Linked DNA regions of Mus musculus: region 2 is linked to region 1. A link is a contact called in ENCODE Hi-C data. All regions are on one chromosome and are shown on one strand. Each heading gives the region's core, a stretch centred on a gene start or an enhancer-like site at or near the end of the contact. The rest is flanking DNA. Distances are from core to core; before and after follow the strand shown.

Region 1 (5,577 bases), core at 2,906-5,405:
TCAGGCCTCTGACAACTCCCAGGTCACTCTATTCCACATAATTAAACCCTCAATGTACAATTCCCTCAAAGCAGGAGCATCCCAAACATGTCTAGCACAAGATGTTCTACCACCTGAAGGCCCACCCTTACCTGCTAGTTGACACCGCCATACAAGCCAGACACTCACAACCAGTAACCTTTACCCTCATGCCAAGAGACCCCCCAAAAATTGGTCAGTATCTCAAAATGAGCTTTTTTGCCCAGAAAGGAAGACAACCCTCCCCCCCAGCACACTCACATAGCCCACCTTCCCACATATATGAGCAGAACTCCCATGTGAGGCAGGCAGGCTTCTCCTTAAATAAATTGCCCTCAAAACACTGCTGGTGAACACTAAAGCTCACCAAGCCACCCCAAACACCAGATTCTCCATTTCCTTATAGGTACAAAATGATCACTCCAGGAGGCACCTGTGGCCAAATCCATCCTTTTCTCAGATGTGAACCCCAAAACTAAACTGTGACCCCCTCTAATAGATCTTACTTCTGAGGCTCTCACTCCAGTGCCTGCAGCCCTAGATAAGGCCTACCTAACCCTTCTCCACAAATTCATTACCTACTCCCCCTCCCCACGGCTTCCCCATCATGCTTACCTTGGTTGTCACTATACAGAGACAGTCCATGTTGGGGGGCCTGGCCGCGGCGGCGAGTAGGGGGCTCTGACTTCATTGGAGTTTTGTTCCTCCCCTCGGTGGGTTCTCACCCCTCCCCCCTCCGCACCCCACTTTTGCAGGGGGGGCCAGGATGGGGGGAGGGGTGAGAGGGGAAGGAGAAGGTTGGAGAAGAGAAGGGTAGGGGAGCGTGGAAGGGAGGGGGGACCCTAAAAGGGGCTCCCCAGTGGAGGGGAGGGGGCTTGAGGAGCACACCCCGATTCTCAGGAGGGGTAGGGGCACAGGGGGCTGGCAGCCCCGGAGTTCTGGGGCTGGGGCATGAGCTGGGATGGGGGAGGGGAACTGGATTTCGGGAAGCCCCGGGGTATGCGGGGGTCTTGCCAAACGGCCAGGGGCTAGGGGCCGTGGCGGGGGAGTGGGGTGGGGGGGGTTGGAGATGGCAGCGGCCGATGTAGCCGCGGAGCCGAGGAGGGAAGGGGAGAGAGGAGGAGAGAGGAAGCAGGGGGAGGGAGGGAGGGAGCTAGGAGCCAGAATGGGGGGGGTGCCTTGGCAGTGTTAACTCCTTCACTGCTGGCAGGAACCCGGATAATGGGAAAGGAGCTAGAAGCACAAGCAGAGAGGCCCTACGGCAAACATGGAGACCTGGCTAACCTCGGTGATGACAGCAAAGATGAGGAGGATGGAATTCCTCCTTAGAGGAAAAAAGCCCACAGCTGGGAGGGGAGCATCCCTCCTTGGTTGAGTGCAGGAGGGAGGCCATAGCGTGGGGTAAGGGGTTGAGGGAGGGGCTGGCAGTAGAGAATCTTGGGGACCTAGTTCTCCCCTAGGAGTCACAGGAAGAAGTCTGAAAAGTAATTAAGTATGACCTGGACTTCCTGGTATTGAAATTGGGGCAATGCAAGAAAGGGGAGAAGAAAGGAGAAAGGGCATAGGGCTGGCTGCCCACAGACAGCACTGCTGGTGCCCCAACTCCTCAGTCAGTACTAGGGATCATGTTGCCTGGGCCCCTAAGTCTCAGTTTAGAATTAGAAGAATGTACTCTTGTCCCTCCAGTCCTGCCAGCTCAGGCAGTCAGGAAGCCAGGCACCCACCGTCATCACCTTACCTGACTCTCTGAGATACAAGCCTCATAATAGTCCAGGATGTCTGTCACAGGAACAGAATTAAGTCACCCTCCCAAATCCCGGGGCCCTCTGGCCACCCCTGCTACCCCTGGCTTCTGTGTGTCAAGAGAGGCTCCTCCGGCTAGGATGGATGCTGCTAGGAGGTACAGTGTGATGGCTCTATACAAGCGAGAGCCTGGACTAGATGCTCTGAGTATTTCCAACCAGCCTAGAACCTGTAATGCTTGACCCCATACCACAGGCCAGCCCTGTCCACTGTGGCCCCTCAGAACACCAGCCTTACTCACCCAGCAAGGCCTGGAAGAGATCACTGTGCAGCACTGTGAGGAGGGGAGGTGCCCACCGCAGTAGTGGGGGGGCCAGTAGCCAGAGGGCTGACCTGGGAGCTGGTAAAAAAGCAAGTGACAAAGGATCGAGACCAAGCCACTTACCCACTTAGTCATCTAAGGTTTCCCAGCCTTTGTCTTCTTTTTCCAGACACCATGGATAGATTCAGGAAGAGAAGGAGCCCCTGGGCCCCCATCCCAGATCCAGATCACCCCCTCAAAGACCCGGGTTGGTTTTTTTTTTTCACCTCTTGGTCTCTGGGACATCTCTCTTCTCTCGATTTAATCTCCCTAATCCGCCAAGATTGAAGTTGAGCTGCCTTCAGCCTACGCAGTTGTAGCTAGTAAAGTGGACAATCGGTCTAGATTCCATTCTTCCCCAGGTCACCAGGTAACACTTTGCTCCGCATAGTGTACCTTCCCAAATGCCAGGCATAATTTAGCTGCTTTTCTGTGAGTGGGAAAGAGGATTTTATCTAAGGCAGTCCCAGCAACCCAGAGTTAAGCTCTTTTTCTCCCCAGGCCTGACCATACTGAGAAGGGGTCGGGGGCAGTGACATGGCTCACTGAGTAAAGGAACTCACTGCCAAGCCTGTCATCAGGGACCCACATAAATGTGGAGAGAACTATTGGAAGTTGTCTTCTGATAAGGGCTTATGTGAGTGCACACTCGCATAAGCAGACTTTTAGATGAGGTTCAAGACAGCTCAGCAATCAGAGCATGCGTTGCTCTTAGGCAGAGGACTTGTGTTCAGTCTCCAGTGTCCACATACATGGCAGTGTACAGCTAACTGTATGTAATTCCAGTTGCAGGTGATCTAATGCCTTCTTCTGACCTTGGTGGGATATATATATATATATATATATATATATATATATACACACAAAACACTCATATATATAAAAATTTTAAAATAAACCTTTAAAGCCTAAAAAAAAAAAAAAAAAAGGGAGGGCTGGAGAGATGTCTCAGGGGTTAAAAGCACTGACTGCTCTTCCAGAGGCCCTGAGTTCAATACCCAGCAACCACATTGTGGCTCACAGCCATCTATAATGGGATCCGATGCCCTCTTCTGATGTGTCTGAGGACAGCTACAGTGTACTCACATACATAAATTAAAAAACAAACAAACAAAAAAACTAGCCTGGCAGTGGTGGCGCACACCTTTAATCCCAGTACTTGGGAAGGAGAGGCAGGCAGATTTCTGAGTTCAAGACCAGTCTTGTTTACAGAGTAAGTTCCAGGACAGTCAGGGCTACACAGAGAAACCCTGTCTCAGAAAAACAAACCACCACCAACAACAACAAAAACCATACAACACACACACGATGCATTTTGCTCTTCCAGAGGACCTTAGTTCTGTTCTCAGCAACCACGTCGGGAGACTCACAACTTCCCTCCAGCTCCACAGCTTCTGGTCTCTGTATCTATAGGCACTGCACCCATGTGCACACGCTAATATACAGACACACAGAGACACACATAAAGTTCTTTTTTAAAAAAAAGTATTCATTTCCTAAGACTTATGTATTTGGAGTCTTCACTCTAGCAGGGTCTATGTGGCCTCAAATTCATAGTGATCGTGATTTATTATCTCCCAAAGTCCATGAGAGACTAGAGGTGCCTACTACGCGCTTTTAGAAGTGTTTTAAGTTGGTGAAATCTTCTAGATCTCAGAATTCGCTTAGAGTACACCCCAGCTTGAGTCTGCCACCTCACGCCCCTCTTTATTTGAAGGAGAATTTTTTTCCTTATAATCCAGGTCTCTGCATCTGATATTTTCCTTTCTCTCTTTTAACTTTAGCTAGGAAGTCCTCCCTCCAGTCTACCTCCAACCTTCTAGTCATTTAATTCTTCCTTCTCTTATCTAATCTCTTCCCTTTTTAGTGGATCAGACTTTAGTTTAGACCAGCGGCTCTATAGAGTTTGGGAAAGAAAACGGATCGTTTGAAGATGGATCACCCTAGGTCAGGTAGAATACAGGGACCGGGCACACGTCGGAACTTCAGCTCCCACCATGCATCGAGGCCCAAGACCACGCCCCCACCACGCAGTGCATTGTGGAGCATGAGTCAGGGCCCAGACACACAACCTTTGGGCAGGCGAGACGCGAAGAGAAGAGGTCAGTGGTCAAGACTTCGGCGGCGGCTTTGGAGATGCAGTCGGCTCGGATGACCCCGAGTGTGGGGCGACAGCTGCTGCGGCTGGGGGCCCGAAGGTCCGTATATAGCAAGGGGACACTGGGTCTGGGAACCAGGGCAGAACTGAACCCCGACTCCTTACAGCTCGCGATCTACTACTGTGCTTCAGGGACAACCCCGGCCTATCTCTGCCCAGCGACTTTATGCCAGGGAGGCCACTCAGGTAAGTGACAGTGGATGAGGGAGACGGACGTAGAAATGCGAGTTGCCAGTTCCCACTAGCCTGCGACCGACAGGGGTCTCTCTCTTCGACCCAGTCACCTGGTGGCAGTTCTGTCACTGAAAGTAGGGGAAAGGGCACGCCAGGGTGCCCTAGTGAGAAAGTAATGGAACATGCACCAAACGCACTTCCTAGAGCTAGCGCTTCCTGCACACCTTTTAAGACCCATCTCCAGCCTAACTGCTCTGCCCTTCCCTCCAGGCAGTTCTGGACAAGCCAGAAACCCTCTCCTCTGATGCTTCCACCAGAGAAAAACCAGCCAGGGCAGTAAGTGACTGGAAACTGGACTGACACTTAAAAACCAGGAGTAGAATCACCCCAGGCACCCACCTAAGATCCTTTCCTTCCTTGCCTAGGAATCGAAGTCCTTTGCTGTGGGGATGTTCAAAGGCCAGCTTACCATTGATCAGGTGTTCCCATACCCATCTGGTAAGTAAAGGCTTAGTCAGTCACTGACAGTGTGGGCAGGGGAGCCCTCTCTGCCTGACTAGCCTGCTCTTCTCTCCCATTATACAGTGCTCAGTGAAGAACAGGCACAATTTCTCAAAGAGCTGGTGGGACCAGTGGCCCGGTTCTTTGAGGTAAGGGATGACCAGAGCTCAGCCCCTCCTGGGCTAAGTAAGATGCTAAGGAGCTTAAAGGAGCCTCTGAATATGAGATTCTTCCTATTCCTTGCTCAGGAAGTGAATGACCCTGCCAAGAACGACGCCTTGGAGAAGGTGGAGGACGACACTTTGCAGGGACTCAAGGAACTGGGGGCATTTGGCCTGCAAGTACCCAGCGAGCTGGGTGGTTTGGGCCTCTCTAATACCCAGGTGAGAGGATCCCCCTGGTTAACATTCCACAGTGCTCCAGTTTTGGTAGACTCACCACTAGGGCCAAGCAAGTAGCCAGAGTAGTGTCTACCTGCCTGCCCTTTTTCTCACACATTTTCCCCTGAAACATGATCTGTGTGCAGCCCACTAGGACCGTGGACCTAACTGTGGTTCCCAGGTCTTTGGGGACTGTGTGAGGCAACACAGCAGGCAACCTTCCCATCAAGACCAAGGGCAGC
Region 2 (5,666 bases), core at 212-2,711, 600 kb after region 1:
CAGAGTCCCGTTCCAGTCCCGTGCCATCTCTTTCTCCTTTCCTTTCCCTTGGCATTAGCATCCTGCAGGTGGGAAACCCTGGCCTGGAGTTTCGTGAAGGGGGAGGGGCGCGGGTGTGGTGTGGCCTGAAAGACTTTGCCCCTTTGCTGGCTTGAGAGAATTCTGGGTCTTCCCCCCCCTTCTTTTTCCTAGATTGCCATGGAAAAACTTCCTCTCCAGTCCCCACTACCACTACCACCCCCCGTACTCCCTCCCGCGCGCCCTTGGAAGTGTCTCCTGAAGTCTTTTTAGTTTCCCACCTGCTGCATGGCCCAGTGTCAGGTTGCCCCTTTCCCAGCTTGAGCTGAAGTGGGTGTAGTTGCAAGACAGCTGCCCCTAAGAGAGGAGCTGTATGTGGGTATACACACCAGCCCATCCCTGCGACTCCCGTCACCTCCTCTTACCAAACTGAGGAGAAAGAGTTAGGCTGAAAAGTCAAGGTCTTTATCTGTGTAGGTAGGTGGATCAGCTTCTGGTATTGCCCACTTTTGAGAGAGAAGTCCAGTGATAGTTATGGCTGCCCTCTGTTAAATCTTGGAGTTGGTGATGGTATTACAGAGTCTCCTTTCTTGTGCCTAAGAATGTGGATTGTCGGCTCAAACCTGGATTCTAACCCCAGCTCTGCCACTAAATGGGACTCGGGAAAAGTCACAACCTTGCAGAACCTCCTATCTGCAATCTGGGACATTTAAATATCAATACCTACCTTCTAGCTGATGGGAGGGGGCAGTGAAATAATTTATGCAAAGCATTTAGCACAGTGGTTGGTATAAAATTAATACCGAATGAGTATCAGAAAATACATATTATTAAATGTTGTTAGTTATTATAGTGGGTGGACCTGTTTCTAAAGTAGCCCTCACAGGGGATTGGTTAAAGAGTGGAGAATTCTGCTACCTGGAGTGTGTGTTGTGTGTGTGTGTGTGTGTGGGGGGGGGGTGTCAGGGATTAGCATCGACTACTTTATGTACCTTATTTGATGTGGGCTTTAGCCAGATTTGTATTGCTTTCTTTAGGTTTATTTTTCCCCTCCTTAAAAAAAAATAGCTAAGACTATATTCCTTTGGCTGTTAAAATAATTACGTTGTAGCTTGTGATTTTCAAGCGATACTCTGGTTCCCTCCCATGTTGCTCTCTGGAGCCTTTCATTTTGCAAAGGGACTCCACAGTTTCCCTAGCGGGGACATGGCTAGGCTAAAGGGGTGTGTAAAAGGTTGGGGTGGGTGGGTGGGTGGAGAGAGACTAGTGGGGGGAGGCTGGGGGAGCGGGTAGTTAAAGGAAGAGACCGGAAGGGAGGAGGAGGGAGCCTGCTGGTGGGGAGGGAGGGGAGGAGGAGGAGGTGGAGGAGGAGGAGGAGGACGAGGAGGAGGAGGAGGGAGGGAGGGGGTTGGGGAGAGCCTGCTACAGTTCTTTGTTTGACTCCGGGACTCAGGGACGGGGAGGAGGAGGGAGGGAGGCAGAGGCTGCAAGCGCCGGGGCAGGCCCAGGAGGCAGAGGAGGGACCGTCTCCCCCGCCCCCCAGCCCCCACTCCCCCCCCTGCTGCTTCCCCCTCCCTACCCGGACTCTGGGGGCACCGCCGGGGGACAGACACCCAGCAGGTAACCCTGGCCTGGCTCTCCCTCCCCCTGTCTGATTTTCTTCCACACCCTCCCGGACGACCCCTTTCCGTCTCCCCGATTTCCCGGGCCTTGCCTTTCCCCCCCAGCCCTCCTTGTTCCATTTCTGCGAGTTGGGCTTGTCGCCTGCTGGCTCCGCCACCCTCCGTCTCGTGCAGCCTGACTCCCTTCCCCCCACCCCACAGTGTGTGCTCCCCTGTTCTGCCCGAGGCACCTTTTGGGGTTCTGTCTCAATGTTTCTTAGGCTGGCTTCTTCCGACCAGTCTCATGGGGCTCTGAGGAAGGAGGGAGTCCTTATTCTTTAATGGCTCCCCCCAGTCTCCCTTGCCCCATTCTCCTCGTAGCAGTCTCTAGGGGTGAGAGAAAACCGGAATTTGGGGCCTGATGGAGAGGCAGGGGGGCTGTGTGTTGCTGGAGACAGGGACAGTGAGTGTGTGAGGAGGGGGTGGGGATTTGTTAGAGACCAGGCTGCCTCTCTGATGTCCCTTTAAATGGCCCTTACATATCTGGGGGTTAGGGGGTGGGGTGGTGGCAAGCTGCCTGCCTGGGGGGCAGGGCCCTTGGTTTGTCCACACCGTCAGGGGTGGAAATGATTTAAAGGGACAGCCTTGGTGTGGCCACTGCCACCCTGTGCTGGCAGGAGGGGGAGCTGGCAGGCTATGTCTACAGAGGCTTGGCTGGTGAGCAGGGCATTTGAGGCTGTCTGGGACTGGGCCTCAGGTCTCCAGTCCAGTTACTGTGGCTGGAAAAGTGCAAGAAGGGGTTGACAGCCTGCCCTGAGGGTGCTCAGTCTAGGCTTTCTTCAGAACCCCATGGGTGAGCCCTTTGACTCCATGACCAAGAATCTGTGAGTCTGAACTACAGAACCTGTGGGCCAGAACCAGGTGGGGGCCACTGGCAGATCCGCAGGTCAGTAGGGTGACCTGGGTACTTTAGAGCTGGCCCCTTCAGCTTCCCCTTTTGTTGTTTGGTTCTTTGCACAAGAAGGCCCCAGCCCCTCCTCCTCATGCACATGCCCCCCCACCCCCACCCCAGCTGTTGGGCAGATGAATTACAGCCTCCTGCTTGGGGCCAAGGCTGGTAAGGGATTAAAGTTCTGAGGTTGGCCCTTTAAATGGCTGTTGGCCCTCCCCCACTCTGGTGTCCAGACACCCATCACATACCCTTCTGACCCCCTTGGTCTGGCCTGCAACCCTCCCCCCCTCTATAGGCTAGCCTACCCCGTAGCCACAAATTCTATCAACTGCTGGGTAAGCACCTTAGTCCTGAATTTGCTTCCCTGTCCAGAAGGGTCCAGCCTCTAGCATCTTTTCTCCAGAAGGTCCTAGCCAATCCAGTTTTCTCAGCTCGCTGCTGACCACTGTTCCTTAAGGGCCTTGCTTAGGTCAGAAATAACACTTCCCTGGGGGCAGTGTCATCAGCAGGCACAAAAGCTTGCAGTGCATTGCATCATGGAGGCCAGAGGCCTAAGTCTCTGGGGCAGGGGGAAAGATGGGGGCTGGAAGGCCAGGAAATGGAGAGGCCAGGTAGAGAGCCCGTGTGTCTGGGTCCTGGAGAAAACACTGGTCCCCAAGGAGTGAGTCTGAGGTGAGGGTTGACTGAGGCCTAACTCCTGCTATCAACACCTGAGTCTTGGCCCTAGACTTGTAGTAATATACCTAGCTCTTTGTATCTAAGGATTAGGAGGGAAGAGAGTGGGCCCCTGTCACCTCCTTGGGCCACATGGAGGAAGGAGGTGATGGGGAAACAGGATATGGTTTTGGAGGTGACATGGAGGGAGCCTGCTGCAGAGGCTACTTCCTAGCTCAGGCCCAGTCACAGCTCTTGCGGAGGAAGAAGGCTCCTCCCTGTTGGGCCCGTTCATCTTGTCTGACCACCTGTGCCGCTTGCCAGAACCTGCCTACACCAGCCTAAGGGAACTGGAAGGGTCAGAGTCCAAAAGGTGGTGTTGACTATCTGGTGTCTTGTTAGGGTTGGAGGTAGCAGAACTGAAGGCCTAGGGTCCACATGCCCTGGGGGCAGGAACTAAGGTTGCTTGACAGTAGATGTCCCCTGTAGCTGGGCCTGAGCCAGAATATCAGTCTAGTCAGAAAAGGGCGACGTGGGTTGGTACTGAGGTGCCACCCTATGCTTCCTTACTACCTGAACCAGGCTGCTTCCTAAAGGAAAGGTTGGAAGATGGCTTTTTTCCAGGTTGCCATGGAAACCGAATCTCCCATCTCATCTGACCTCTAGAGCCTGGTTTCTCAATGAGGGGGACCAGGAAGGAAGGGAACTCCTCTATCTTGGGAGATCCCATCTCTAACTGAAATTGTTTTCTTTTAGGTTCCCCCAGGCACCATGTCAGCCTCATAGCAGGACCCACCCCACGACTTCTGCTGTAGCCCATAGGACCCACCCCACTTCTGCTGTAACCCACTGCTGGAGTGCTTGTTCCATGAGACAGTCCACTTCCAACTCCATCTGGTAAGCTTGGCTGCTGTCACCTCCGTCCCCCACGTCCAACTCTTCACCGCATGTTTGGAAATCTTTGCTCTGATCTGGTTCATGCTCACTCATCAGAATGGTCCAGCCCAACTCTGAACCTCCCCCCAACATGTGCTGCTTGAATGGTTCAGCCCTCCACGTTGATGGAGCCCCCTCTATCGCCTGTGAATGGTTTATCCCTGTACTTCACTTGCCTCTCTACCACCTGAAAACCTCTCAGCCCCCACCCCAGTGCTGCCACTAACTCATTTGCAGACTGAAGAAAGCTAGCCAGGGCTTGCCAGCTGAATGTAGTTGTGAGATAGCCCAGAGGAATTTCTTGTGAAGGGGAAGGCATTTCCCCCCATTCGTGGAAAGGGTGCTTAGGAATTGATGTGAGGAGATGTTACAAGCCACTGCCCTGAGCTAGCCCATGTTACGGCCTCCTGCGTATCGCCTCTGAGTGCTCCTCGGCCCATTCTCTCTGTGGTGCACAGTATCACCGTAGATTTGCTTTGTGCACTTAACTCAGAACACCTGCTTTTCCTCAGACCTGCTGCTACTGGCAGCTCTCTTCCCGAGGCCCGCTTCATCTCCCTAGTAGAAGGGAATTTTCCCTAAGCCAGAAACCAAAGTTCTCGGATTCCTCATTGCTTTTCCCCATTGCTCACTGGGTTTCTTGAGTAGGGCTATTTTTTCCTATCTGTCCTGTTTAGCGTGACAGTTCGCACATTGAGGTGCCTTTGTAGATTTGTGTTGAATGAATGTTTTAAGGGAATGTCATGCTTCACTGCCAAGAAACCTACGGCTTCTGAGATCTGCTGCCTCCTACCCACACCTACCCTGGAGGATGAGACACTTGGGATAGTAACAGAGGAAGGCTGGTCTAGGAGGTAGCAGGCAAGGGTAAAACTGAGGGAGAACAGGCCAGAAGTAGTGTGGAAAATGTAGCCCACGTGTCCGCTCATTTCAGAATGATCTTGGTTGAGTTGTCGAGCCTTCCCCAGCCTGTTTCCTCGTTCCCAAAATAGGGTAATCAAGGCCCTCCTCTGCCAGGTTTTTGGGGAAGAGTTAAAAGGTCAATGTAAAAGGTGTTTTTTTTTTTTTTGTTTGTTTGTTTTTTGTTTTTTTAAACACAGTGCCTACCATTTGGTAAATGATAAGCACTTTGCATCATGATAACTGCAGGAAGCTGTGAGGGTTCAAGTGAGGATGTGGAGGAATGGGGCTGAACCTGACTGAAGGCAGACAGAGTCCCAAATAATCGACTAAGCAGGACCACTGACCCAGTAAGTCAGGATCCAGGGGGGTAAGGAGAATCCCTCAAGCCTGGCTCCGACGTTCCCCTGGCTTTGAGAACGTGGAAGAAAGCACAGAAAGGCATGTGCACAGACAGACACACGTGATCGCCACAGTGCTGCAGAGGCAGACCCAGACAAAAGACTGAGACAGGAGCCAACCAGACACACAGACAAGAGACAGCCTAGCAGAGTCATGTAGACAGGGATAATGACAGGAACGCGCCAGACACAGGCACAGAGGGA

What was found. Hi-C counts contacts between places; a loop is a spot of excess contacts on that map.
Region 2: a map of T-helper 1 cell shows a loop between it and region 1 (3-fold over the local background). The contact joins the promoter of Kdm6b here to the promoter of Acadvl in region 1. A Hi-C loop is called at or near these places in 2 of 37 maps with a recorded cell type or tissue (T-helper 1 cell and regulatory T cell).

What each region holds. Positions count from the first base shown.
Region 1 is chr11:70,014,006-70,019,582 of GRCm38, reverse strand. Acadvl (acyl-Coenzyme A dehydrogenase, very long chain) reads left to right here and starts at 4,155. Exons shown (of 20, transcript NM_017366.3): 1 at 4,155-4,320; 2 at 4,388-4,466; 3 at 4,725-4,790; 4 at 4,880-4,952; 5 at 5,040-5,104; 6 at 5,204-5,338. The coding sequence starts at 4,259. It overlaps Dlg4 (discs large MAGUK scaffold protein 4), which reads right to left and starts at 2,380. Exons shown (of 22, transcript NM_001370675.1): 1 at 2,350-2,380; 2 at 2,063-2,161; 3 at 1,757-1,797. The coding sequence starts at 2,368.
Region 2 is chr11:69,411,989-69,417,654 of GRCm38, reverse strand. Kdm6b (KDM1 lysine (K)-specific demethylase 6B) reads left to right here and starts at 1,461. Exons shown (of 24, transcript NM_001017426.2): 1 at 1,461-1,638; 2 at 3,982-4,122. It overlaps Gm51903 (a long non-coding RNA gene), which reads right to left and starts at 2,142. Exons shown (of 2, transcript XR_003949708.1): 1 at 1,871-2,142.